2 separate regions of the Homo sapiens genome follow, and region 2 is linked to region 1. The links are chromatin loops, found by intact Hi-C in ENCODE. Cell type or tissue: K562. All regions are shown on one strand. Each heading gives the region's core, and the rest is flanking DNA. Links, peaks and the distances in the headings are about the cores only.

The links. A loop is a pair of places that touch in the nucleus more often than their neighbours do. Peaks named below come from ENCODE experiments on the same cell type or tissue, not always from the same donor. Only the 100,000 strongest peaks of a DNase experiment are listed, where the experiment ranks them.
Region 2: it touches region 1 in a loop (2.4-fold over the local background); 1 of 110 quality-filtered maps calls a loop at or near these places.

Annotation. Positions count from the first base shown.
Region 1 is chr3:64,014,368-64,017,291 of GRCh38, reverse strand. All of the region lies in intron 5 of PSMD6 (proteasome 26S subunit, non-ATPase 6), which reads left to right. PSMD6-AS1 (PSMD6 antisense RNA 1) reads right to left here. Exons shown (of 2, transcript NR_189168.1): 2 at 1,030-1,407. Among named protein-coding and RNA genes, the nearest start is that of PSMD6-AS1, 3.9 kb to the right of the region's middle. In K562, for the core only: no CTCF peak of the experiment used is centred there; a DNase peak (open chromatin) is centred at 1,571.
Region 2 is chr3:63,844,018-63,846,939 of GRCh38, reverse strand. C3orf49 (chromosome 3 open reading frame 49) reads right to left here. Exons shown (of 7, transcript NM_001355236.2): 6 at 1,858-1,917. The coding sequence ends at 1,888. The region is part of intron 1 of THOC7 (THO complex subunit 7); the gene reads left to right. Among named protein-coding and RNA genes, the nearest start is that of THOC7-AS1, 15 kb to the left of the region's middle. In K562, for the core only: no CTCF peak of the experiment used is centred there; no DNase peak of the experiment used is centred there.

The DNA of each region.
Region 1 (2,924 bases), core at 336-2,835:
ACACCATAAAATTACCTCAAGTGTACAATTCAGTGCTTTTTCATATATTGGCAAGGTTTTGCAAATATTAATAATTCCAGAACATCTTGATCACCCCAAAAGGAAACCGACACCCATTAGCAGTCACTCCCTATTACTCCTTTCCCCCAGCCCCTGGCAACCACTGATCTACTTTATGTCTGTACGAATTTGCCTATTCTGGACATATCATCTAAATGCAGTCATAAAATACGTGGCTTTTTGTGCCTGGCTTCTTTCACTTTATAATGTTCCCACATTCATCCATGTTGTAGCATGTATCAGTATTTCATTTTGTTTTATAGCCAAATGATAGTCTGTTGTATGTATATACTACATTTTATTTATCCATTCATTAGTTCATAGATTTTTGTGTTGATTGCACTTTTTGGCTACTATCAATAATGCTATAATGAAGATTTGTGTACAGCTTTTTCTGTGGACATATGGAGTGGAATGGCTGCATCTTAATGGCAACCCTCTGATAAACTTTTTGAGGAACTGCCAGTTTTCTAAAGCAGGCGCCCGCACCATTTGACATTCCCATCAGCTGTGTGAGGGTTCCAGTGTTCCCACATCCAGTACTTACTATTTTCTGTCTTTTTGATTATAGGTATCTTTGTGGGTGTGAAATGATATCTCATTGTAATTTTGATTTGTTTCTAATGACTAGTTTCATTGAGCATCTTTTCATATACTTAACTGGCCATGTGCCCCAATTGCTAAAACTTAGCACTCTGTTTTGTGATAATTTCCTAGTTTGCCTCCTTTGCTAACTAGAATTTCTGGGAGCAGAACTTATGCTTTTTTTTTTTTAATCTTCATGACCCTGACAGCAGGACAGCACTTGGTACTAATGTGCTCTAAAATAATTCAATTGGAAAAGGAAGTAGTATCCTTTTCTAGGTAGTACCTGACTATATTTAGAAATCAAAAATAAATTGAGAAAGTGAAAGGTTTTGTATCTCACCTCACCCCCAAATCCATACACACATTCACTCACATATAAAATTTTTCCTGAGACGGTGATTTTAATATTGTTTTATATCCTTGTAGACCTTTTATTTATTTATTTATTTATTTATTTGAGACAGAGTCTCACTCTGTCGCCCAGGCTGGAGTGCAGTGACATGACCTTGGCTCATTGCAAGCTCCGCCTCCCGGGTTCATGCCGTTCTCCTGCCTCAGCCTCCTGAGCAGCTGGGATTACAGGCGCCCGCCACCATGCCCGGCTAATTTTTTGTATTTTTAGTAGAGACAGGGTTTCACTGTGTTAGCCAGGATCGTCTTGATCTCCTGACCTCACGATCCGCCCGCCTCAGCCTCTCAAAGTGCAGGATTATAGACGTGAGCCACCGCGCCCGGCCTTTTACTCGTTTATTATATGCACTTTAAAAAAGAAAAAACATTTAAAAACCGAAGTTATATGTACACATGGAACAGTTGTAAACAGTATCATATAAAGAAGAAAAAGGCTTTCTTTAATATCTGATCACCAGTGTCCTTTCTCTAGAGGCAACTGCTGTTAATCAGGTTTTCCAGTGTGTCCTTCAGGGGCACTGTTATCCAGAGATAAGAGCATGTAACACTTTTGTGTATTGTGGATGTATTTTATATGCTGTTTTGTAAGTACCTTTTTTTCTCTTCACAAGTAACGTGTATATCTTTTCATGTCACTATACATATAGTTGGTCATTTAGTCAGTAAGTGTTTTTGAGTGGCTATCGTGTACTAACATTGAGAATAGCAGCAAATTGAACAGGTAGTGTTCCTAGGAGCTTCAGGTTATCCTTTCTTAAGGACTTCCTAGTATTTCAATGTATTGGCTATGCCATAATTTATCCTCTACTGATAGAAAACGAGGTCGTTTCCAGTTTTGCCCTATTATAAGCAACCCTGTTTTGAACACTCCAACAATTTATCTTTCCCACTTGTTATTTCCTTGGGGAAAAAGTCTAAAAAATTGAACTTTCCAAAGGTTAAATATATTGTGTCTTGACCACTGTTGCCCTCCAGAGATATGTCAGTTTACATTTACACAATTTATACTTCTCTCAATCTATAGCATTTGAGAGAACCTGTCCCACCCTCTCCATACTCTTTGCCAGTCTGAGAGGACAGAAATAATTTTATTGATGTTTTATGCATTTCTCTTATTAGTGAGAATACGCACCATCTCATGGTTAGTGGCCATTGATCTCCATGTTGCTAAATCATGTGTTCCCTTGCTTATCTTTATCTGCCTTGATGTTGACCATCCTTTGCTTCTCACCACAGCTTTCTCTTGGTTCTGCAGTAACGTGCTCTTGTTTTCTCTGGACCTACCTCCTCATCCACTGTTAGACCTCTCAGTGTCTGACTGCCTTAGACTGGGTTATTGCCCTTGTTTCTTATCTTCACTTTGTGCCATCAGATACATTTGGATGGCAGTGATGGACAAATTCATGTCGCCAGCCCCAAACTGGAGCACCAGACTCATGCCTCAATGCCTCCTTAGTGTCCTCACTTGGCTGTTTAATAGGCATATCCACTTGAACACTGCCAAAGTATGCTTGAATCCCACCCTCACCCCCAACACTAAAAACAAATATTCTCCTTCTCCAGGGATTTCCATCTTGTTGAAACCACAAACATAAGTATACTCTAGAGTCTCTTTTCTTGCTCACCTTCTATATACCTGTTGCTGTCTTCCTGCTTGCATTCTGAGTCTGGCATCCTTTCTGTTCCTGGGCTTAACCATGCTTTTCCTGCCTTCAGACTTTTGTATCATTTACATTGCTCTGTGCTTAGCCAGCCCCTGAGAGAGGTATTCCCTGTCCACCCCAATCCAGTGGAGGGCTTCCTAGTCACTCTATCATGTTACTTTTATTTTCTTCACAGGATTTATCTTGTATATTTGTTCATCT
Region 2 (2,922 bases), core at 423-2,922, 170 kb after region 1:
TTGTCATGGAGCTGAAATACTTGGGGAATGGCTTTTCAAACTGTAATTTGCAGTCTTTTGGGTTTTGCCTGACCCATAAGTAGATCGGACGGGACTTGTTGGGTACTTGATAGAATTCTCAGGAGACTATCATTCTGCCTCTTTCATCCATGTGGGGCTCCCTAGAGTACACCAACACATATACTAGTTGGTACAGATCAAGTATACTGGGGTTATAAATTACCAGTAAGGCCAAGCACGGTGGCTCATGCCTATAATTCCCGCACTTTAGGAGGCCGAGGTGGGTGGATCACCTGAGGTCAGGAGTTTGAGAACCAGCCTGGCCAACATGGTAAAACCACGTCTCTACTAAAACTACAAAAAAATTAGCCTGGCGTGGTGGTGGGTGCCTGTAATCCCAGCTACTTGGGAGGCTGAGGCAGGAGAATAGCTTGAACCCAGGAGACGAAGGTTGTGGTGAGCCAAGATTGCGCCCTTGCACTCCAGCCTGGGCAACAAGAGTGAAACTCCGTCTAAAAAAAATAAAAATTTTTAAATAATAAGTTACTAGTAAGACCCTGAATTCTTCAGAAAACTTGTGAAATTTTTCTCTAGGTTTAGGAAAATCTTGAACTGTGGCCCTGAAGTCCATTTTTGTCCAGGGAGTGCAAGTCGCTTGGGGATTATCTCCTGATTTTTCAGACGATTCTCTTATAAGGAAACTGTTTAACTGCTTTTTTCAGGGAAGAAAGGCAATTCAGACAAAGCAGACTGAATATTTAGTAGTAGATTGTAAATATTCAGGCAAAGAAAGAGAGAGAGAGGCAGTAGGAGTTACATCAGTTTTACCATCCTTGGTAAGGGAATATCTTCCATTTCCAGCTTTTCATTAGCTCTTTACAGTGAATCTTTTTAAAAGGTGATTTTAGAGGACTGTCTCTTTGAGGCTTCTGAATGCCAATAAGAATTTTGTTCTCTCTGCATAATTTGGGAGGCTCGGGGTTCGAGTGCACTTCTTAGATGAATAGTCTTTTTCATGTGGAACATTCCATGTAATGGCATCATAATTCTGAATTATCTTTTGTAAGATTTTGCCATTTGTAAATATTTGTAGCTTCCAGAACCAGAAACCTTATACACAAAAAAGGCAGACTGGCCAGAAGGGAGGGTACTCAGATCTTTAGAAATTAAAGAAACCATTTTATGTTGGATATTGGGTCTTCCAAAGCCAAAATGGCTTTGGCTTTGAGATCGCCTTGACCAACTTAGCTAATGACATTTCAGTTTCTTTTTTGTCTGACCCAGTCAGATGCCTGAGGCCTCCCTCATCTAAACATGTAAGAAAAAAAGAACACACATACCTATGAATTCCAAAAGCCAGAGTTCATGTCCCCCTCCACCTCATGGTAATAACCACTTACTGTGACTGCCGTTGGTTACCTTTACTACTGCAGCCCTTTATGGTAGCCACAGAGAGTGTAACGCACATTTCCCTCTGGTCATATGCTGGTCACCAATGGGATGCAACCCGTATTTCTGTCCAGCCACATTCTTCAGGGCTTGACCCAAGCCTTTTATGGCATCATGCATGAGATATCACCAGAGTGGGAGCCGAAACAATGTAGTCATTGCCAGTGACTTGTCAGCCACTATGAACCCAGAAGTCATGTGCCCTGCCACAGTACAAACTAACCCTAGGTACCCCAAAGTCAAATGTCCTCTCATAGCACAAACTAATCTTGATACCCCCAAAGCCAAAGATATCAGCGAGCTTAAATACTTAAAGAGAGCAGAGCTCAGATCTGAGGGGGACTTAACCCTCAGGGCTACATGAAGGAGATAGTACCCCCCACCCCCAGAAAAGAAGGTTAGCATCACCTTTTCCTGTGTTCCTCAAGGAGTCTCAGGTCAGCTGTCTCCAGGTCCTTTTGTGGTCATCTGTCAAGAGACAAAATTACAACAAATGTAAAGATCTCAATTGTCTTTATTTATGATTCTAGACTTGGGCAACACTTGCCGCTTCCACATTTTCAGGTATTATAGCAACAGCCACACTGCCAGTACAATTTTCCGTCTTACTCTGTTTTCCAAGGCTGTAATAGAATACCAGAGAATGGGTAATTTATAAGCAATAAAAGTTTATTTGACTTATGGTTCTAGAGGGTGGGAAATTCAAGATCAAAGGGCCAAATCTGGTGAGGGTCTTCTTGCTGTGTCATAACATGGCAAAAGGTATCACATGGCAAAGGAGAGTGTGAGATGGAGAAAAGAAATGGAGCTGAACTCACCCTTTTATCAGGAGCTCACTCCGAGATTACTAACCTATTTCCACAATAGCTGCATAAGCCTGTTCATCAGGGCACAGTCCTAATGACCTGATCACTTCTTCAGTCACCTCTTCAAGGTTCCCCCTGTTAATACTGGCACGATGGCAATTAAACTTCCTTCTTTTTTATGTATTTATTTTAAAATGACAGATAACATTGTGTATTTTTGTCATGTACAGTATGATGTGTTGGAGTATATATACATTGTGGAATGGTTAACTAGCTAATTAACAAATGCATTACCTCACAGAGTTATCATTTTTGTGGTGAGAGCATATCACATTCACTCTTTTTACATTTTTCAAGAATATACTATATCATCATTAACTATAGTCACCTTGCTGTACAATTAGGTCTCTTGAAATTTATTGCTCTTGCCTAACTGTAAGTATGTATCTTTTGACTAACATTTCCCCAACCTCCTTCTCCCTAGCCACCCCAGCCTTTGGTAACCACCATTATACTCTCTATTTCTGTGAGACCACCTTTTTTAGATTCCATATGTAAGTGTGATCATGCATTATTTATCTCTCTGTGCCTGCCTTATTTCACCTAGCATAATGTTCTCTAGGTTCATCCATGTAGTTGAAATGACAGGATGTCCTCCTTTTTATGG